2 separate regions of the Homo sapiens genome follow, and region 2 is linked to region 1. Evidence: read pairs that join two places in POLR2A ChIA-PET (ENCODE). Cell type or tissue: Panc1. All regions are shown on one strand. Links, peaks and the distances in the headings refer to the core of each region. The heading gives the core; the rest is flanking DNA.

Evidence for each region. ChIA-PET counts read pairs that join two places held together with the same protein. Peaks named below come from ENCODE experiments on the same cell type or tissue, not always from the same donor. Only the 100,000 strongest peaks of a DNase experiment are listed, where the experiment ranks them.
Region 2: POLR2A ChIA-PET joins it to region 1 with 5 read pairs; 4 of 35 experiments call an interaction of 5 or more read pairs at or near these places.

What each region holds. Positions count from the first base shown.
Region 1 is chr1:10,829,303-10,840,642 of GRCh38, reverse strand. No RefSeq gene overlaps it. Among named protein-coding and RNA genes, the nearest start is that of CASZ1, 38 kb to the right of the region's middle. RefSeq lists enhancers at 207-707, 1,890-2,497. In Panc1, for the core only: no CTCF peak of the experiment used is centred there; a DNase peak (open chromatin) is centred at 6,662.
Region 2 is chr1:10,771,537-10,782,876 of GRCh38, reverse strand. The region is part of intron 1 of CASZ1 (castor zinc finger 1); the gene reads left to right. Among named protein-coding and RNA genes, the nearest start is that of CASZ1, 19 kb to the left of the region's middle. In Panc1, for the core only: no CTCF peak of the experiment used is centred there; a DNase peak (open chromatin) is centred at 3,466; H3K4me3 peaks cover 1,614 bases; H3K27ac peaks cover 3,064 bases.

The DNA of each region.
Region 1 (11,340 bases), core at 2,289-10,288:
TTACAGGTGTGAGCCACCATGCCCGGCCTACATGTGCATTTATAACATGTGCACACACAGATATGCATACACTCAATAATACAGTCACACAGATGTTCACGTCTCCACATACATGTGTGTAATGTGTTTCTGAAGAGAGGACATTTCAAAAGCCCTATTGTTGTCAAGCCATGCTGTTCACTCTAGGGGGAGGTTACGTAATTTAGCAAAAAGGCAAATGGAAAGGGGCCATAGAGGCCTTTCACACTGAAAACTTCGATTTTCCCTGACACATGAGTGAGCGCACACACAGCACACAGATGCACACCTGTGCACACAGACGTACAGATCCACATACATCTGTGTCAAGATGCACATCTTCTCCCCTGTATTCAAGACTGTCGGGTCCACCCACTGGAGCACGCGCATTTTTGAACAGGCATGCTTGTGCACGCAGGCCACGCACACACACTCAGCCCTCTGCTGGGACTAGCAGCACTTTCCTCCTTTTTGAGAACTCCTCAGCCTCTTGCTGCCTGCCCTCTGGGTGGCTGTGGAAACAGAGTTTCCACAAATGCACAGCCAGGCGCCTGGTCCCCAGGTGGAGTGGGAAGGCAGGAGGTGAAGCTGGCAGCATCTGATCGGCAGCCTCTCAGATTCCCCAACATCCACCCCCAGGGCTGGCCACACTGGCCCAGGGGACCAGGTGCCATCTCAGCAGTGCTGAGGACCCTATCACTGAGACCCCACCTGAAGATCTGAGCAGACTGGGCAGCCGACGCTCATTTTGCCCCATCCACGCTTTGCTCATCTATTGACGAAAGAGCTGGCTGAGCACTTTCTGTGTTAGGCGAGGCCTGGGGACTGTTACCTGCTCTGTGCCACTGAGCAATCCCTACGGGCCTGATTCTCAGCGAGCACCCTGTCCCACCCAGACCAGACCTGTGGATTAGCCTCAGGCCTCAGGGACAAGCCTCAGCTCTCAGCCAAGCAGTGCCCAACTGCACTTTCCCCACCTCCACTCCCACCCCACAGGGCCATTGCAAGCAGACAGGGTTGGCAGGAATTGGGGACTTTCAAATAACCAATCAGTGGGACCTAAGGAAATATATGCAAATGAAAATGCAAATCACCACTCAGTCTTTTTGCATCTGCTGCCAGCCGGACCACCTGCCCTAGGTGAGCACTTCCTTCCTTTTGACAGGGAGGATGCGAGCTCCCGTCCAGCAGGAAGCGGGCTGGAGGTCTGAGGTTCTTGCAGTGCTGGGCTGGGGCCATCCACCATCCCCCCAGTCCTCTCTGCACTGCCAGACCCAGCAGCCTCCGTGCTTGGGAGTCAGGGGTCCCCTTCCCCTACCCTGGCCTCAGTTGGCCCTGTCCACACTCACACTTACACTCAGTCACACTCTTGCACACTCATTTTCAGTCCAAAACACACTTACCCATGCACAAATACGCACAAACCTATTCACACCGCACACACCTGCACGCACCTGCACACTCCTTCATGCAGTCATTTTCATTACTGACCCACACATGTGTGCACAGACACCTGCCACATTCAGCTTTGCACACATGCACCGTTACACACGCAGTCACATATACACATCCACATTCTCGTTTTCTACATTCGTATGCACTTACACCTTTGCATGCTGGCTCACACACATGAATCACTTACAAGGGTTAACATACACCCACACGCATGCCTGCCCTTGCTTGGCCTTGACCGTGTGGGAGCCTGTGGACGTGCGGCTGTCTGGGCCAAGGGACCAGGATCCTGAAGGGGTGCAGGGGCAGGGCCATGGAGCGCCCCAACTGGAAAGCACACTTCCTGGAGGCTGGTGCACTTCCTGAGGCACTTCCAAGGGGCCAGTGCCCAGGGCCCAGCCAGGCCCCCTGTGGGCTTCCCTGAAGGATGGGGACGCCCTACCACAAACGCCCTCTGCAGCCTCTGGGCCAGGCAGGCGGCTGCTCCCAGGGTAATGCCTCCCTCAGGAAGCGGTAATTGAGGGGTAGAGAATTAGAAAATCAACACCGCCAGGAAGTGGGGATGTGCCCGTGCTGCCTTTGTTCCTAGAAGAGCAAGTGGGGGACCGGAGGGAAGGAACCCAGCCAAGCTCAGGAGTGACTGGAAGGGGGAGCCAGGTCCCCTCATCCCTCATCTGCCGCCTTTTGGTGCCGCCAACAGGAGTAAGGCGGGCACTGTCAGGCCCTGAACCCACTGGTGGGGGTCCCTTGGGGGGCCAGCGGTGCCTGGGAGGGACCTGGGAGTGGCCTCAGTGCCCCTGAGCCACATCACTGATTTCCCTTGGCCTTCCCTCCCACCACTGTGCACCAGAGGCTGCTAAGAGCCCAGGAAGGAGGATGACCTGAGTGCAAATCCTGGCTCTTTTTCTCACTAGCAGTGTGAGCTTAGGTGCATCCCCTAAACGCTTCAAGCCTCAGCTGCCTCCCTGCAACCGTTCCTGCAGGCGAGATGCTCCTTCTTAGCCCATTGAGCACCCACAACAGTGTTTGTCTCTAGCTCCGACCCTGTGCCCGGGCTAGGCTGGGTCCTGGGGCATAGTCCCATCCCAACAACCCCATGAAGCCAGGGCTCTTGCTATTATTCTTTCCATTTTATAGATGAGGAAACCGAGGCCTGGCGAAGTCATATGAATGAATGGCTGGGGTCAGACACTAGTGTGAGGCAGAGCCTGGGTTTGAACCCAGATCTCTGTAACGCCAAGGCCCGTCCAAGGTCCATGAGTCCACCTCCTTCCAGCTGCTACCCCCGTCCTGGTCTAGGGAAGAGCCCACAGGCTTCTTCCTCTTCTTCTTCTTTGTTTTGTTTTGTTTTGTTTGAGACAGGGTCTCACTCTGTTGCCCAGGCTGAAGTGCAGTGGTGCAGTCATAGCTCACTGCAGCCTCCACTATCTGGGCTCAAGTGATCCTACTGCCTCAGCCTCCCAAAGTGCTGGGATTACAGGCGTGAGCCACCAGGCTCAGCCCCCACAGGCTTCTTGACATCTATTCACCTCCAGAAGCAGGACAGTAGCAGTGGAGCTTCAGAACTAAGCAGCTGCCTGCTCTGGCCTCTTTGCTCCCTGTCTGCCTCCCTGCTGTGCGCATGGCTGTGTGCGTCCACGCCCTTGGGAAGACTCTGCCCACTTGATCTCTGAGGCTGGCCCCTCCCCTCCGTGGACAGGGGATGCCTTCCACCTCTGCAGCGGCTGGCACTCCACACCCGCTAGAGCCCCACCCCCACTGCACAGATGCAATCACCAAGGCCGGGGATGAGCAGGGGCTTCTCCAAAAGCCTTCTCTGGGCCTTGGTTCCCTCTCGGTAACATAAGAGGGTTGGACTCTCCCCCATCCCTTCTCAGATCCTCCTGTCTCTGTCCCCACAGGCCCTTGGTCCCTTGAAGCTCAGCTGAGAATGACTAGGAAGATTTCCAAACTGCAAGGCATTTTACTCACCCACCAGGTCCTGGCAGAGATGGGCTGATGATGCCAGCTCTCAGGGGCTCAGGGGTTACAGGGGTGGACAGACAAACAAACCACCATAGACTTGAGGTCACTGCCTCACATCGGGAGCATGACGGTGAGCCGGTGAGCCGGGCTCTAGGTGTTTCACCTGTGTCCCCTCCTCTAGCTCCAGGCAAACCCTACAGGGTAGGACCACTAATCTTCCACCTGCTGCTCCCTCTGGCTGGAATGCTTTTCCCCAGATTGGCCTGGCTTGTGCCCCACCTCCTTCTGGAACGGACCTCCTATCCCAGGTCGCAACTCCTTCGCCCAGCTTCCTCCTCTGCGGGCCCGCTGCTCCTAGCTGAGCGATTATGTGTGCCATTCCTTTATTTTATTTATTTATTTATTTACTTGAGATGGAGTCTCACTCTGTCACCCAGACTGGAGTGCAGTGGTGTGATCTCGGCTCACTGCAATCTCCACTGCCTGAGTTCAAGCGATTCTCCTGCCTCAGCCTCCCTAGCAGCTGGGATTACAGGTGCCCGCCACCAGGCCTGGCTAATTTTTTTGTATTTTTAGTAAAGACGGGGTTTCACCACGTTGGCCAGGCTGGTCTCAAACTCCTGACCTCAAGTGATCCACCTGCCTCGGCCTCCCAAAGTGCTGGGATTACAGGCTTGAGCCACCGTGCCCGGCCCATTACTTAATCTTGATTCTTGTCTGTCTTTTGCACTAGGACTTGAGTGCAGCGAGAACAGGGATTTGCTTCCAGTTTGCTCACTGCTGCTATTCTGGTGCCCAGAGCGGTGCCTGGCACGGAACAGATGCTCAGTATTTAGTGAATGGACACCCGTTTCACAGACGAGAAAACTGAAGCCCAGAGAGACTCTGCCAGCTGCTGCGAGCTCAGGATTCATCAGCCCCGCGAGAAGCCCACAGCAAGCCCCTCACCCTCAGCCCAGCCCTGGCCTGAGGCCTTTGTTCCCCCTCTGGCCTGCTCTAGGTGGCAGTGGTGGTGGGCAGACAGTCTGCCCAACCCTGCTCCGAAACCCAAGGCTGGGAGGGGCCACTGGGAGCGGGGAGGAGCCTGATTCTTCCCCCTCCCCTTCCCGGGCTACCCGCCCCCTCCTCCAGCTGGAAACTTGACACCCGAGGCCCATCTGCCGCTCTGCCGCCCGCGGTCCTCCCGCCCCTGGAGGCCGCTGGGCCGGCGGCTGCAGAGCAGTGATTGTTCCGGGCTGAATGGGCAGGCCTGACGCCCACGCCAGGTGCACCATTGTGAGGGCTCCGACACCTGCCTGGCGGGTCGCATGCCCCGCCGGCACAGACCCTCACCCGCCTGGCTGAGAGGAGCCGCCCACTGCCTCCTGCGAGTGGGGCTGGGGGTCCGGACTCCTGCTTCTCCCCAAGGGAAAGCACCCCCGAAGGCACCCCGAACTCCTGCCTGTCTGGGGCTGCCTCCCCGGCCCCTCCAGCCCCCACCACCTCCCCTGTGCCTCCCTCGGCCTCTCAGCCTTGGTGAGGAGGGCATGTTTTGGAAGTCAGTGGTGCTACCACTTTCTGGCTGTGACGGACAAGAGCCACAAGCTCTCTGAGCCTCAGTTTCTCATCTGTAAAATGGGGGTGATCACAGAACCCACACCATAGGAGCATAAGAGGATCAAAGGCTTGAGTCCGTGGGCCACGCTTAGCCCATAGTGGGCGATGGAGAAAGCCGGCTCTTCTTATTGAGACCTCGCAGTGTGCAGACGGGGGCCCAGGGGAGCTAGTCTCAGCCCCCGGCAGGCCCAGCCCAGGGAGCCCCCAGCCTGCCCCCCTGCCCGCCTCCCCTTGCCCGGCCTCCCGCCCGCTCTATGAAAATTTAATGCCGGGTAATGACAGTCTGGGCTAATGAAAGAGGCTTCTCTTCTGGCAAAAAGAGAAAAACAAACAAAAATCAACAACCTGCAAGGGGGCATTAACTTTTCATGAGCTGCTCTCCCCACTGTCACCCCCCGCCCTGGCTCACCCGGGCAGCGCCAAGCCCCCTCCTTCCCCTCTTTCCCCTCCTTCTTTTATCTTAGAGCTGGGGCTGCGGAGCCAGTGGTGAGGTCGAGCAAACTGGAGGGGACCTGGATCTTTTGGGGGCATCTTTCTGGGGCTCTTCCGCAGGGCAGCTGCCAGCCCTGGAAAGGGAGGAGAGCCCCCTGAGGGCTTCTGCAAAGCTGTATTGGGCTCTGGGATGGGGATCCAGCCTTCAGAACCCTCTCTGGGGAGTGGGTGGTGGGTGGGGGAAATGCAACTCAGAGTGGGTGGGGCTCAGGGGCTCAGTGGTCCCATCTCCCATCCGCCACCAGCCTCCTCTGCAATGCGAGGCCTTGGCAGCTCCACTGTCTCTGCTGCCAGCCGGGCTGGAAGTGGTTAGAGAAAAGGGCATGGGGCGTCTTGCGCTCCCTTTCCCTCTCTTTGTGGTATCCTGGAGAGCCATTGGCTGCTGCCTGTGATATCCTGAGAGATGCGACAATTAATTTTCTTTTAATCAAGGTCGGATGAAGTAAATTGGTGCGGTTCTGCAGCCCTTCATTTTCTGTTTTTGCAGTGATGCAAAACAAATATGATCAAATTATGCTTCTTCTCACCTTATTGAATTAGGAAGCATGACTGATCAGAGGGGGTGGAAATGCTCTATACCATGCAGTGCCACCCCCCCCCGCCCGTGTTCCCCTCCTTCCCTGCTCTAGCCTCAGTCTCCCTGGATTCACTGGCACTCAGAGCAGGTTTGTCTTCCCCAGGGACCCCAGGGTGTTGGAGGATAGCACCTGGCACCGTGGGTGCTCAGTGAATGAGTGAATGAATGAATGAGTAAATGAGTGAATGAATAAGTGAGCGAGTGAGTGAGTGAATGAATGAGTGAGTGAATGAGTGAATGAGTGAGTGAATGAGTGAGTGAATGAATGGGTGAATGAATGAGTGAATGAGTGAATGAATGGGTGAATGAGTGAGTGAATGAGTGAGTGAATAGGTGAATGAGTGAGTGAATGGGTGAATGAGTGAGTGAATGAATGAATGAATAAGTAAATGAGTGAATGAATGAGTGAATGAGTGAACAAATGATTGAATGAGTGAATGAATGGGTGAATGAATGAGTGAGCAAATGAGTGAGTGAATGAATGGGTGAATGAATGAATGAGTGAGTGAATGAGTGAATGAATGAACGAGTGAATGAGTGGATGAATGAGTGAGTGAATGAGTGAGTAACAAATGTGCTGGTCTTGAGAGAAAGCCAGGTCAGGCTGGGAGAAGGACTCGACTCGCTTTGGTGAAAGCCAGAGTCCTATCAGCTCAGGTTCTCTCTAGAACTTCACTTTGTTTCTTCATACAATTTATCACTGTCTGAAATTAGCTTGTTCATGTGTCAGCCGACATGGGTATTGCTGTGTCTCCCTCTTGGATTTGTGCCCTGCGAGCTCAGGCCTTATCCACCCTGTTTACCCCAATGCCTGGCACATAGTAGGTGTTCAATAAATATCAGTTGAGTAGGTGAATTATTTTATTTGTTTATTTTTTGAGACAGGGTCTTGCTCAGTCACCCAGGCAGGAGTGCAGTGGCATGATCATGGCTCACTGCAGCCTCGACCTCCCAGGCTCAAGCAATCCCCTCGCCTCAGCCTCCCAAGTAGCTGGGACTACAAACATGCACCACCACATCCAGCTAATATGTAAATTTTTCATAGAAAGGGGGTCTCACTGTGTTGCCAGAGCTGGTCTCGAACTCCTGGACTCACGCGATTCTCCTGCCTCAGCCTCCCAAAGTGCTGGGATTACAGGTGTGAGCCACCGCACCCGGCCTGGGTGAATGATTTTAGTACATCCTGATTGAGTGTTCGGGACTCCTCCTGATTCAGCAGGAGGAACAGACATGGACAATACCAAGGCCACGTCCTTGGCACCACACAGAGATTTGAACTCAGAGCCATCAGGATGAATTCTGTGTGGTGGAGTTGAGGTGATATTTGAGCTGAGTCTGGAAAGGTAAGTAGGAGCTGGGCCCAGGGACAGGCAGGGGGACGGTGGGTGCAAAGGTTTGTGGTCAGCAATGATAGTGTTGGCTTGGAGAGAGGCTGGCTGGCCTGTCAGGAGAGGGAGGCTGCCCCAAAGGGCCAGGTGGTCAGCCTGGCTCAAATCCCAGATTCCTTCTGGGACTTCCTGGATTTTCTGTCACTCTCTCTAAAGTGAAGATGACAGTTGACACCCCATTTCAGAGTTACCTGGAGAATGAATGAAGTGACCCCATCTGCCAGGTGACCTCATGCATGAGGCACTCAGTCAATGTTAACCTGTAGGATCACTGTCAGCTTTTATTTCTGTTATGAAAGGCAGGCTGGGGCTCGATTGGGAAAGGCCTTCAATACCACACAAAAGGCGGACAGGGCAGACAGGTGCGTGGGCTTCCTGGGCTTGCCATGGACCCAGCCCATGATGCTCCAAGCAGACCAGGCAAGTTGGAAATCTGTAAATAAATCTATCTTGCAGGTACCAAGAGACCTGGCTGTTTAAAGAACCCCTGTGAGCAACTTTCTCTAAAGCAAAGACTTTCTGTAGAGTGGATTTTACCCCTGAGTATATCGGGTTAGCAAGTCAAGAGTCAATTTCACTTACAGCAAAGCTGCCTTGGGTGCCTTGCTACCTGCTATTCTTGAGTGTGCTGAAATCTTCTGACCCTCCACTGTGGCCAGAGTCCTGTCCTAGGTAATGGGGGTGGGAAATGATTATACGGTCACCACCTTTGGGGAGCTTAGAGCTAGGCTCTAAGCTCACATCACACATAATGATAAACCCATGAAGAAATAACCATGATGCGGCCAGGCGCGGTGGCTCACGCCTGTAATCCCAGCACTTTGGGAGGCTGAGGCGGGCAGATTACTTGAGGTCAGGAGTTTGAGAGCAGCCTGGCCAACATGGCAAAACCCTGTCTCTACCAAAAGTACAAAAATTAGCCAGACGTGGTGGTGGGCACCTGTAGTCCCAGCTACTAGGGAGGCTGATGCAGGAGAATCCCTTGAACCAAGGAGGAGGAGGTTGCAGTGAGCCAAGATCACACCACTGCACTCCAGCCTGGGCAACGGAGCAAGATGCTGTCTCAAAAAAAAAAAGGGAAAGAAAAGAAAAGAAATAAACATGATGCTCACACACACAGAAGAAAAAGACAAAAGAAGACCAGAGAAGTTACCCAGCCACACAGAGGGCAGAGATGCTGATTTCAGGGCCCTGGGGTGGAGGGTCAGATGGCTCAGGGAGGCACAGTGGTGCAGGGAGGCTGCCTGGAAGAGGCCAGAGAGTTTAAAATAGGGGTTTAATGGGAATCTGGGTTTAATGGGAGCGCAAGGGGGAGGAGTTCCTGGTGGAAGGGGAGTCCCCTGGGGAACCCAGCACTGAGACCAGCCCCCAAGGGCATGTGGTCAGGTGAGAGTGCCCATATCTCACTCCCGAGAGCAAGGCCTGCTGTGGAAACGCTCCCTGAGTCTACTCCTCAGGAGCCTCTGGGAAGCCCCCTCTGAGCACCCCAGGGCCCACTGGGCCCACAGTGCCACTTTTCTGGGGCGCTGCCCAGCTGTCAGATCTTAGGATTAAAAGGCTTGAGGCTCACGCCAGTGCCAGTCTCCAGCTGGACTCCGGGCAGCCTGCTGTTACAGGCAAGCTTTGGGCTTCCCCACTCTGTCACATCCAAGCTGTGTGACCTCTGGCAAGTGACTTGACGTCTCTGGGTTTGAATGGGATGAAACCTCACGGGCCTTGCTGTCTGGCCCCAGCAAATTCTTTGATCTCTCTGGGCCTGCCCTGCCTCAGGAGAGCCAGCTGGCTGGTTCTAGGTTGCAGCTTGGACGGGGGTGTGAAGAGGTCAAAGGGGGGTACCTGAGCCCTCAAGCAGATGGGTAACCCTGGGCATTGCTCCATGGGCCTCCCCGATGCATGCCTGCTGTGCCCGTGGGGCCGAGCCACAGCCTGTGGGACCAGTCTCTGGGTGGGGAACTTCTCAGCAGGTGAGTCATCACCCCTGGGGTGCAGCCAGTGACCCAGATGGGGCAAGATCATGACATATATTTATCTCTGTCATCTCCCAGTGCCTCCCCTTCCCCTTCCTCTTCCTGTCCTCATCCCCTCCTCCAGCCATTGGGTGGGCCAGGATGACACTGACTACTCAGCCCCTGATCTCACCTATCCTAGACAAAGTCTATGGTTCTTCTAGGCCGCCTGTCTCTTCCTCTGTAAGTTTGACAATGGTAACAGCCGCCATTAATTGAGCCATTAGCAATTACCAGCAGCTTTGCATACACTAAATTGAACCCCTCCGTTTGTGGGGTGAAGCTGTTGCTGTTGCTATTATTATTCCCATTACACAAGTGATTACAAGGAGGATCAGAGAGGTTGTGTGGCTTGCCCAAGGTTCCAGAGCTAGGGGTGGAGGGGCTGGGGTTCCAACTGGGCTGCTCTGGTGCCGGGGCTCATGATCTTCCCACGATGCTTTGTGGAGTTGTCTTCACGGCTCCCCTCCTAACTCCCTAGGGTTCCTCTCGCCCCCCAGCGCCCCCTGCCCCAGGAGCTGCCACCTGGTTCCCATTACATTGACTTGTCCCAGGTCCCAGCCCATCAGCTGCTGACCTGATCACTCCATCCAGCTGGTGTAATGGGTTACCTCTCTCCGGGAACTTGCTAACTCTACCAGAGGAGTTACAGATGCTGCTAGAGACACCGCCTGAATCCCAAGGAACACAGGCCAGTAGAGGGGAGAGTAGAGGGCAGGCCCCTCAACATGCTCTAGGACAGAGGGTGGGAGAGGGTTTCTGGGGCCATGCCCCCTGGTAGCTGCCGCCCTCCCCCAAACAGGATCTGAGCTGCAGGCTGGGAAGTGACCGAGGGGGAAGGGGCGGCGCCGGGGTGGGGGGGCATCCAGCTGGTGAGCGGTGATCCTTCCTTATCCGGCATCAGCGCATCATCGCTTTTCCAGGCTGAAGTTTCAGATCTCGTTTTCACTTTGGCCTTTGATCACGCCCGGAGTGGGTGGCGGGTGGGCCAGGGAGGTGTGGGGCTGTCAGGGGCATTGGGGAGAGTGAATTCCAAGGTGACACCCTCCCAACTATGTACAAGTATCTGCTGCCTGGAGAAACACTCTGAGGACAAAAGACCAGGGTGGCGGCGAGTGAGTGATCTAAGGATAGGGCCCCCACCCAGCATTGCCCCTGTCTCACCCATTGGGTCGTTTCCTTTTCTGTTTTCCAAATGAAAATAGCTTTGTTGGGTTTCTCCCCTCTGAGGATTAAAGATGCATATGTTTGTTGTATAGGGTTCAGACAATACAGAGAAAAAGGTCCCCAAATCTTTTTTCCTCGTCACCAACACTGGGCAAAGGGGTGACAGGGTCTGTGCATATATCTGCACAAAGATCTTTTTCCCTTATGACAAACGGCATGCTGTGTGCCTCAAACTGTTCTGAAACCTGCCCTTCTCACTTCACAGTGTATGTTGAATACTTGTCTGTGCTGGAGCATTAAAAGCTGCTTTCAGTGGCGACATAAGAGTCCCTGTGCCACACTTTATTTAACCAATTACTTCACTCTGGACATTGACACCATTCCCGGCTTTTGACCCTCCCTGGCCAGGCAGTCCGAGGCTGCCCCTTTCCTGCTTTTCTCTTCTGGGCCCTCCTGCCAGGTTGTCTCAGTTCCTGGTTCCTCAGTCTCTGGATCCGTCTACGGAGGGGGTCTCAGCTCAGCTGGTCCGGGCGGGTGGGAGGGTTCAACACAGCGGGAAAAACATAGGTGTGAGTTCGAGGGAGTTGGTTTCAAGTATAGCTTTGCCATATACTAAGCACGAGGACTTGAATGACTTTTTTTTTTTTAAAAGACAGGGTCTGGCTGTGTTGCCCAGGCT
Region 2 (11,340 bases), core at 2,237-10,236, 58 kb after region 1:
TTGAGAGGGATTTTGCAAAGAATTATGATTTCTGTTTGCACGTATCACACACTATCAGCAGGGGTCGTGCCCCAGCCTTCCCCCCTCCCAGGGACGGCCCAGCCCCCTCCCCCAGGTGACCAGGCCCACTCCCCTTCCCGCCTCAGTGGCTCCGCCAGCGATCCCGAATGAGTTAAGGGCTGAATCAACTCTAGACCCAGCTGTACATTTTACTCTGGGTTCCTGAATGAAGGGACGTGCTGTGCTCAGCACGATTGGAGACTGTCTGTCCCGGGTGACCCACCCGGCCCCCACCCTGCTGGGCTCCACCAGCTTTTATGGGACCTGCCGCTCAGTCCCAGGACCTCGTCCCTGGCAGCTGGGGAGTCGGTGGCTCATGCCGTGGGGACCTTGTCTGGTGTCCTCCCCGTGTCCAACCTGCTCTTAGAGACCTATTTTAATTTTAAAAGAAAGAGTACACCATTTTAAGTTGGTCTTATCCCTGGTTTGTAAAGAAGGATTTCGATGTTGAGGGTTCATGGATGCCAAGGGCCTTGCCCCCATCATTCTCCATTCCACAGTGTCCACACCAGTACCGTAGTCAGTAGATACTTACTAGTACCAGGCCCTCTCGCCAATGGCCCCGTGTCCCTAGACCTCCCCACTTAAGCATTCCCAGAAGCTGCAGGGAGGGAAACACTGCTTCCTTTCAAATACCCCTCCAGTCGTGCTCCTCATTTGTGACATAGCAACTCTTTAGCCTGACCAACCTGTCTCTATAGAGGGGTAGCGTCTTTCCTATTTCTGCAGGGCAAGAGGCACAGCGATGCCCTTGTTTTGGCAGAATTACAACCTGCTCCTGGGGGGTGTCTGTGCCCCCAGTGGCCAGGGAGGCCCCTCAGGGGACTCTTTCTGGAAAAGGCTGGTGGAGTCTGCTTGTTTGGGGAGCTATGCTGGGAGGATAGTGGTAAAGTCCTCGGCTCAAATCCCTAGTCTCTCCTTATTGGGACTCTGACTTTGGAATATTGTGGGCTCTTCTCAGCCTCAGCTTTCTCACTTGTAAAAGAGGGTTCACGATAGCACCTATCACTTGGGGTTGCTGTGAGGATTAGATGAAATGACGCTGGAAGGGCTCCTGGCACATGGTGATGAGGGGTAGCTATCGTTGCTACTAGTACTGTCTCTACTCCACCCTCCCCATCTGTCATCATGAAGGCAGTAAGGCAGAGGGCTCCCTGTGTTTGAGCTCCAGAGACCCCCAAGGCCAGGCTGAAGCGTCATCCCAGAGGCTGTGGCCACCACAAGTCTGTTGGAGCATGTTCGCCAATAGCAAGGCAAACGTGTCCGCCCAGTACAGAGCCCTCGAGGGAGCAGGGAAAGGCTTGCAATGCCCAGGGCTGAGCTGTTGGACGTGCAGGTGGCAGTCCCTGGGCTGGCCTGGACTGCCTGCCCAGGGAGGAGCTGACTCCCAAGCACTGGCGCCATCTTGGTTCTCCTTGGCTTCTCCTCGCAGACGGGAGTGTGGCCCTTGCCCTTCCCCAGGAGCAGGTGGCCTTTGCAGCCTGGCACCTGTTCCCAGAGGGTAGCTGCCAAGAAGGCACAAACCCAGGGATCTCCCTGCATGTCCTCCGAGTCATTGCACAAGGCCTGTGTGCTGCCTGGAGGGGCTGGCCTGGGCCTGTGCTAGTGGAGAAGGTCGAAGGAGGAGCTTCTCTCCTCCCAGAGCCCCCTCCTCGCCCTCCAGGCAAGTCACAGGAGAGCCAGGACCAGCATCCTGAGGTCTGTGTCCTGGGGGTTTGTTGGGGTGGGGCGAGTAGGGGAGCGGGGAGACAGGTGAAGGATGTGAATGAAGTTGGAGAGGGGGTGCAGGAGAAGGGTCTTGCCTCTGTCCCTAAGGGGCAGCAAGGAAGCTGAGTTGATTTTACATTCTTATTTTATTAAAAGAGAAAGGAAATAGACATTTACTGAGGGCCGATTGTGTGTCAGATGCTGCGCTGTGACTCTTTGTGGGATTGAAAGACACAAGGCAAGCAGTGGTTCGATTCCCATTGTACCTGGCAGGAAATGAGGCTCTGAGAGGTTCAGTCACTTACCTGAGTTCACTCAGCTCATTAAAGGAGAGCTAGGGTTCCAACGCTGGTTGATCTGACTCTGAAATGCACGCTTTTCCCTATGCACCGGAAAAATAGAACCATATTTTAAACAGTTTTTGAAAATAGATCAAAGGGAAAAAAATGCACCCCTAACTTAACTATCATGAGACAACATTGTTTAGTATCTGGTGTATTTCTGTCTAGTGTTTTTCCCCCGTTTGGTGACTGTATATATTTATTAAACATGTATTTTACATAACTATAATCATAAAAGAATATGGTTTTGATTGAGACTTTGGATGAGGTAGGAGGGTCTCCTGAGCTGGGGCCACCGGGGAGGGATTGATTCTTGGCAAAATGGAAACCTGGTTTTGGCTCTGAGCCATCTTTTTGGTAATGAGGTGCCTGAAACTGCACTGGAGAAGGCAAACTGGCTGAATGGAGAGGCAGGCGAGACCCCAGTGTTCTCTCCTGGGTAGCTTTTGCTCAGTTAAGTGGCAGAATTTTCCTTTTAACTCACTTCCTTCTTGCTTTTGACAAATGGGAATATTTGTACCATTTTCCCGAATGACCTCCTCTCCTTGGGGTAATGAGAAAATGACAGTCTTTGCTAAGTGCTTTGAGATATTCAGATATAAAAATGGAGAGCAGAGCGTTGTCGTGGGCCTTTTGCTGCCAGGGCGCTTTATAAGGAGGAAGTGCAGTTTGTGGGGAGTGAAGGTCACCGTGAGGGTGAGGGCTCCTGCTGGAACCCGTGTCTCTCTGGGCACAAGGGCCAGGGCACTCCTGGCCCAGCTCAGGGTGGGCGGGGTGTTGGTGGAGCCTCTGCCCCTCTTCCAGGTACACACTCCCAGGCCAGATCCCCAAGGGCCAGGTGATCTGGGTCACTCGGGCAAAGCCCCCACCTTGGCTGGAATCTTGCAAATAAACGATTCAATTCCGAGAGAGTTCTCCCCTTCTCACTTCATAGGGTCTGCCCAGGAATATCACGACGGAATAAATACGGTGTCACCTGTACAAATTATCATCCCGAGGATGGTTTCGAAACATGGAAAAATGTTTATTATATGAGTGAAAAACTATACCAAATGCCAAGAGCTGTGAACGCTGCGAGAGAAACTATATAAAAATCCAAATGCTTCTGTAGAACGCTTGAAAGGTGATCCTCCAAAATGAAAATTATAGCGTTAGGGTGGTGGGACTACGGTGATTTGTTTTTTATTTCACAACATTTTATTTAAATTCCCCCCCTATGATTAAAAACCAACAAAGCCAACGTGTCGGCCCGGCAGGGAGCCCTGGCAAGGGGGAGGGGGCGGGGCAGCGCCAGGCGAGAGGGCGCCTGCACCCACGGCCCCCGCAGGGCGCTGAGCTCACCGGCTGTGCCAGCCACAGAAACCTATGAGATCTCGAGAAGCTGAGGCGTATCGGTGACTCAGCCTTCGTGTTGTGCTGTGCAACAATAGCTTTTGTCCTTTGCCCAAAACCCTAGGCCAGTGTGCTAAAAAAAAAAAAAAAAAAAAAATTATAAAATTATGAGATAGTTTGTACTTTCCTCACCAGCCGGTGCCAGCTTCGGGTGCTTTATTTATTCAAGGTGGGGAGGCAGGGAAGACGGGGTGGGGCTGGGGGGGAGACAGAAAGGAAAAGAAAAACAAGGTAAGACTCGGACAAGGCCCAAGAAATGTTTGAACCTCAACAACAAACTTTCTTTTGTTTCACCAGTGGGAAGGAAAAAATAAATGTGAACCAAAGCAAACTCCCTACATTTAGCTCGTGGGGTTGATTCCTTCGCTTCTTGCAGTGGTCTTGGCCTTTTGTTTGCAGGCCAGGAGAGCTATTGGTGATACCCACCTCTGGGCTAGGATGTGATGGGAGGTGGGATGTAGGGGCCCAGGGAGAAAGGGTTGCAGCCAGCGGTCAGGCTGGGAGCAGAGACCTCCAGGCGGGTCCCTGGTGTTCTGGGCAGTCACGCCCAACTGCCAACCGCCTTTGCTTGCACTTCCACTGGGGTTAAAGAAGATTCTTCCCTCCCAGAGTCCCAGAAGCCGCTCTCTGCCAGGGGGACTTGGAATTCCACACGGATCAAGAGCAAGGACACGTTTGCCTGGGAACAGTTTGGATGGGAGCTCTCCTCCTCGTGTCCACTGGAAGACATTTTAGGAATCAGATTCAGGAAGAAAGACCGCGAGAGGGGAGTTGGGAATGGGTGTGTGTGAGATCATATGTTGTTTTGTGTGTGTGAGATTGTGTTCGTGTGTAAATCGTTTTGCGTGTGATCGTGTCTGAGATTGTGTGAGTGACTGTGTTTGAGACTGTGATTGTGAGACTATGTGAGATTGTGTGATTCTGTATGAGATTGTATGAGGATGTGTGTGGTTGTGTGTGATTGTAAGATTGTGTCTGAGATTGTATGAGTGATCATGTATGAGATTGTTTATGAGATTGTGTGAGGTGAAGTGTGAGATTGTGTGTGGTTGTGTGAGAGTGTGTGCTTGTGTGTGACATTTTGTGTGGAATTGTGTGAGATTGTGAGATTTTTGTGGGAGATGCTGTGTGAGATTGTGTGATTGTGTATGAGATTGTGATTGTGGTTGTGTGTGAGAGTGTGTCTGATTGTGTGCGAGATTGTGAGATAGTGTGAGATGGAGTATGAGATTGTGCTTGTGTTTGAGATTTTGTGTGAAATTGTGATTGTGAGATTGTGTGAGATGGTGTGACTATGAGATTGTGTGTGTGAGATTTTGCGTGAAATTGTATGATTGTGTGTGATTGTGTGTGAGATTGTATGAGTGAGTGTATATGAGACTGTATGAGATTGTGTATGCGATTGCGTATGAGATTGTATGTGGTTGTGACATAGTGTGAAATGGTGTGGAAGACTGTGTGTGCCTGTGTGTGAGATTTTGTGTGAAATTGTGTGATTGTGTGAGATCGTGAGTCATTGTATATGAGAGTGTGTGAGATTGTGTGTGGTTGTGGGATTGTGTCAGTGGCTGTATATAAGATTGTGTGTGATTTTATGTGGATTATGTGAGTGGGTGTGTATGGGATTGTGTGTGATTGTAACGTGGTATGTGGTTTTGTGTGTGATTTTGTATGAGATGGTGTGTGTGAGATTGTGTGTGAGATGGTGTGTGGTTGTGTGTGAAAATGAGTGTAAGTGGTTGTGTATGAGATTGTGTTTGTGTGTGTGGTTGTGTTTTTGTGTGTCGCTTCTTTCCCCCTCGTTGTAGTAGCCGGGCAGAGTAAAATTAACGGGGTCTTCCGTCTGTTTTTCGCGTATCACTTGGTCCCCTGCCCCAGGCCTACCCTGAGTGAGACTGTGCTCTGGCCGGATCCGGGGCTGAATGGCAATTCTTCCTTCCGCATGAGCTCAGAGGATTTTGTGGGAATGATGCGGTGGTTTGACCAATAAGAGAAAGGAGGCTTGTGGGTGAAGGGTGAAGTCACAGAGGTCAGAGGTGGCCTGGCCCAGGACTCGGACGCCCCTCTCCGTGGTCCTCATAGGGGTCCCAACCCTGCGGTCCTTGTCCTGTCCTCAGGAACAGATTCCCAGCTGAGCTTCCGAGGCTCGGGTGGGCTCAGAGACACCTGTGTGATCGTTCCATCATTATGACCCTTCCTGTGAAGAAGGCAGCTCACAGGTTATTGTCCTGGTTTACAGGTGGGGAAACTGAGGCCCAGAGGGAGGTTGCTTCGTGCCGCAGGCCCTACAGCTAGTCAGTGACAGATCTGGAACTAGGACCCAGTATTTGAGCCATTTGGAAACACGGTCATCTTCCCCACTGGCTCAGGGTGAGGCTGGCCGGTTCCAGACATGGAATGATGCTTCCTCCAGTTGCAGGAAGTAAAGGGACCCTCCTAGGGGATCAGATGGTGGGGCTGTGTTTGGGGGTGACTGGTTTTAGGGACTGCTTCTGTTGAAGAAAGAGCACTGGATGGTGAGAAGGTGAGGTGGTTCTAGCCCCATCTCCATCGCTGGCAAGCAGCCACCTCCCAAGATGAGCAAGAGGGTTGGCCCCCATAGAGCCGTCACCCCTTCCTACTTCAGGATGGCTGGAGCTTCTTGCCACCGTCTGGAGTCCGCAGCTGTGCCATGCAGCCAACCCTCTCCCACAACCTGTCAAACCAGAGATGCCAGTTTCCCCAGGACTCCCAGGAGCTCCCGCCCCTAGCTGGTACCAGGGAGAGCCTTTGCAGGCTCGGTGGGCAGTGCCCCCAACCCATGCCCCATGCACCTGCTTATCGATCACTGCCTGTCTGGATGTGTCTCGTGTCAGAGCCCTCTGGTGTGAACTTGCCGAGTACTGAGAGGCCAAGACGTGAGACAATTACAAGCAGGGGAGAGAAGTGGTACCCTGTGACAAGAGGCAGCTGTGGAGAAAGGGGCAGGCTCCATGCCCGGGGTGAGCGCCATCTGGGCAGGAGGCCTGGCTTCCAGCTGTGGGGGCTTGGGAAGGGCAGAGCCTGGGAGGAATGATTTTGAAGCCACTACTATGGAGATTAAGGGGATGAGAATGTAAATCTCAAGTAAAAAGGTAATTGAATGTAATAGCAAACACTGCTCGCTCTATGTTAATTTTAGCTCTTCCCCTGGATACAAGACGCTGTATTAGTGTTTTATTACCATTTTGTTTGCACTAATAAAATAGTAAAATTTATTTCAAGGAAGTTGAAGGATGGTTTTACAATGCAAATTTGAAGAAATTGGACTTTTCATTTATGCCTCTGCTATTTTAAACCCTGACGGGTGTAAATTAGCTACAGGGACCGAGCAGACCCCACTGATGGGGACTTGGGAGGCGGGAGCCCTGACAGAGGTTCCAGACGAGCTCAGGGCAGAAAGCAGACAGTATCACACGGAGAGGCTGCAGCGGGAGGGTACTTGGGGGCCTGATTGGGTGGGACGGGGTGCTGGTTGAGAGTGTGTCAGGCATGAATGAGTCTAGGTGTAGGAGGGCATGTCACACACAGAGCTGGCAGAGAGACACACGTGGCCACAGACCTCAGGGCTTCATCTTTCCTCTCGGCCCTTTGGCCTCCTTCTTGTCCTGACATCGGGCCTCTATTAACCTGGTGAACCCCTAAGGGTAACTGAGCAACCCTACCCTCTGTGCCTAGAGAGGGCAGGTAGACCAACTGCTCTGCTCCCGTTCACACCCGTCCCCTTGAAAGGGGCTGAAGATTGAAGAGATCATCGGAGCATGGAGGAGAGACTTTGAGCCAAAAAGGAACCAGGGAAAAAGACCTAGGCCAGAAACCAGCCCAGCTGAGGTCCCACCTTCTCCCTCTCCCTTCCAACCCAGGCATCCTGGAGAAACTTGGCCGGGACTTTCTCAATCCCCCCGCATGCCTTCACATTGAGCCGAATGGTCCCAGACATTGTAGTGTCCATGAATCCAAAAGCTAGAGAACTGAATTTTTAAAAGAAAAAAAAAAATCAAGTCGTCTGAACCTGAGGGAACTGGATGATGGTTATAGGTAGGCGGAGAAGGGAATGAAAGGGGTGATAGGAGAGTTTCATTTTGAGTTTTGGGTGAAGAATTCAGGTTGGATCTTGTTTTATCCAAACCGGTTTGTTTATCTCTGAAAAATTATCGGCAGCAATGGCCCAAAGCGATGCACTGGGGGCCTGGCTTCCAAAGGGTAGGGAACCGAACAAGTGTTCTAATGTCTGGCGGAGTCTGCCGTGTGTATTGCCCAGGGTTTTCTGGCCGACTGCCTGGTGCGGGGGAAATGGTGAGCCAGTGTCGCCGGTTTCCAGCCCCAACCCTAGGTCTGGTGAGGTTTTCTCGGTGTATTCTGTCTCCCTTGTTGGGGTGTTGTGTGTGTGTGTTTAATGCAGAGATTTAAACTGTTGATTCTGGCAGGGCCAGAGTAGAGAGACTGGAGGAGTCTGGAAGAGAAGCTGGAACAGAGATGGTTGCAGGAGACACGTGGGGATTCATTCCCTTGTCTGTAAGACCGCGGGAGCTCTGAGTGTCAGGACTGTGCTTGTGGGTTGCAGGGAACTTGGCGCTGGGACAGAGGAGGGAGGGCTCAAGCCTCCAGCCTCTCCTGGTGGTTCCTCTAGGCCTACAGGGTCACACTTGGGGAAGAGAGGGGTCCGCGTTGACTCAGGTGGTGGGAGATACCCAAGAGTCAGGCCAGTCTCCAGCAGTGGGGCCAGAGCTCTGTGTGGTTGTTAATAGAGCAGAAAAATGCTCCATCTGGATCTCCTGGTGATCCTTTTGGATCGGGGGGGCTATGGATGGGATTTCTTGGGATCACGGGGCTTAAAGAATGTGCAGAAGGCAAAGGACTCTAAACCCAGCCCCGCAACAGGCCAGCAACCTCTTCTTTTCCTCTGTAGACTACACAGGAGGCCCTGGTGGTGGGACTTTTTCCAAATCCCTAATCTCAGGGACAGAGAGGGAGGCCCTGAACTTGGCCCTGGCCAAGGCCAGGGCAGATTTGACAGTGTGCTGCCGAAAGCAGTCAGAGTTGAGAACATTTAAAAGGGGTAGATTGTTTAGCTTTTGAAATGGTTCCCGATTCTCCGAGAGTCAGGAGATATACCGTGTGTATCCAAGGATTTAGCGACGGTGTCAGGTGGGAGGGTGCACTCCGGGTGGATTTCCACCCAAAACTCTAATTACATCCACAAGCAGACGGAAATGGGAAAAGAGGATTAGTGCAGTGCCCCTTGTGGGCCTGGCGGTGGAGGACCCCAGGAGCACCTGGCCTCTGTGCAGGCACCTGCCCACTCCCTCAGGTCCCACCTCTGTGCTGGGATCAGAGTTAAGGAGGTTTGCTCCGGACCACCACAGGGAGCTGCCAGGACCTTCAGACACTTCTTTGTCTACTCGTCTGCTCTGAACTCTCCCCAACCCATCTCTGGAGAGGTGAGGCCCCTCTGAGCAGCGACAGGGCTGCTCCCACCCTGCGGCCTCTTCTCAGCGCATATCAGCCCCAGCCCAGACTAGAAGGACGCTCCATTTTGAGTGCTTTGGTTTTCTTTTTGGCATAGGATGTGTGTGTGTGAGCTGGGGACAGGGTGCCTCACAAGCACACACACAGACTGCTGTCTGGTCTGACCACAGCAGGCCCTGGAAGCTGGAACCCCCACCTGCTGCCTTGTCCTGCTTGGTTTGGGGGAGCCCGTTGCCTGGTCCATGCGTTCCCCCGGCCAAGTATGCTGAGAAGCTAGAAGGCCGAGGCCTTCTGCCCCCAAGACTTTGACCCTTCCCCTCACCATGTTCAGTCCCCGGGGTGCGTGAGACCCCTGAGGATTCGGAACCCCCGCTCGCCCATTTCCTTCCCGGGTCCCACTGTCCTGCACCTGTCAGCTGTCTCGCTGACTGTCTGGCTTGGCTGCCACCCATCCAATCCCTCCCAGGCCAGCTCCACCCCCGCCCCCTCCCCCAGCCCACACTCCCTCCCTTCCTGTCTCTGCCCACGTCTGTCTCTACCTGCCCGTAGCCGGCACACCTGAAGATCCGAGGCTGCCTAACGGAGTGTGGGGATGGTTCAGGGTGTTTACCAGACAGCTGGGATAAGGTATTAAATCCTGCTGCTGTCTTCCCAGGGCCAGGTTCCTCAGATGGTTTTCCAAATCCCTAATCTCAGTGCCCACATCCCTGCCCAGCCTATGTTTGATGAGAGCTTTCCTTTCTGATTGAAGCTGTACCCAGCAGGATCTGTCGTGGGCTTGGGTCTGGGTTCCCACCGGTGCTCGATGACACGGGCACCCAGCCCCTTCCTCTCTGTGGTCCTTCCTTCCTCCCCTCCTTCCTTTCCTTGGGAATCTTAGTGAGTGGGGGCCAGGATTCTGCCACCAGGTGTTCTAGAGCCTTCGGGAGCCCCCATCCTCCACCATGTGGTCATGGGGCCACCTGCTGTCATGGCAGGCGGAGGTCCCAGATTGGGCTTCAAGTCAGAGGCGAGGGGGAGGAGGTGGGAGGGAGCAGGCCAGGAGCAGCCCTTACTGAGCCCACCCATACAGCTCTTCATGCTCAGAGTAAAAGTGGCCAGCGTGGGGTTCTGCCCTGGGAGAGAGTCTGTGAAGCAAACCTGTTCCTTTATGGTGTCTCTGCATTGGCTTAGGAGATGACAGCTTTAGGGAGGAGCCATGCACCTGTCTGGCACTCAGGTGGACACCCTGCCCTCGTTAAACTGGCCGAGCTTCTGGGGTCACAGGAGGGCCTGCATGCTCCTCCAGTGAACAGGGACTTGGAGACACCCAGTGGTATCCATTCTTCATGTGTGGCAGAGACAGCTTCCCAGAGTCTTCCATGTGGTAGAATATCTGGATATGTGTCTGCCCTTTCCAGGATGGCAGGACTAGGCAGAGAGCAGGGACACCCTGCTCCTGATCCTCAGCCTTCCCCCGCAGAAACAAGGCTGAAAGAGGCCAATCTGCTTCCTCTCCTGAAGCTGGGAAGTTTCTATGGGGGAAGGAGCAGAACTCTAGACCAATGGGGGCATGTGGCCAATGGTGGCGGCCTGGGTCTAGCCCTCTGGGGGTGCCTGGGACTGATGGATGTGTTCTTTCTCCCAGCTGCAATGTGGCCTGGGCAGACCCTTCTAATTTCGGCTTCTCTCTCCCTAGCTCCAGACTGCCTCTTCTTTCTCCCACCCATGCCCCTTCTCCTCCTTCCTCCAGGCAACCAGAGGTGTCTTAGGTTTCACAACAGCCCAAGCCTTCCTTTCTCTCCAGGTCTCCTCACCTTGTTCCTGCAGGCTCCCCCCAGGTGTCACGTGGCTCCACCCTCTCACTGTTGCCTTGGCAGTCAGTGCCGCTCCCGGTTTGTCTCTGTCTTTTGCTGAGATCAGGGCACAGACAGGAGTGGGGAGTTCCCTGGGGGCCGGCCGAGAGGGGCTTGGCAGCAGCTAACTGGGCTGGGACGGGACAAGGGGCTGCAGCAGCCAACTTCATGCCGGGTCCTCAGTCAGCATCCTCACCATCAAGGCTGGAAGCGGGTTCCAGGGGGAGTCCTGGGTGCCAGCATCCCCAATTTTATTTCAGGGGTGTTCTTTTTCTCATATGTGTTTGGCAAAGATCAAGAAGTGGAATAGAAAATAAGGGGACAGAGAAAATCTGGAGGGTGACAGTTGGGCTGGTGAGGAGGAGGAGGAAGAGGAGGAGGAGGAGGAGGAGGAGGAAAGAGGTGAAATTAATTCATTAGAAAAACTTGTTTACTGGCTTTGCTTAGGTGCCTCCATTTTAAAAGTCTACGTTTACAATAAGTCGCTAATTAAAATACAAAATTAAGCAACAGCTATG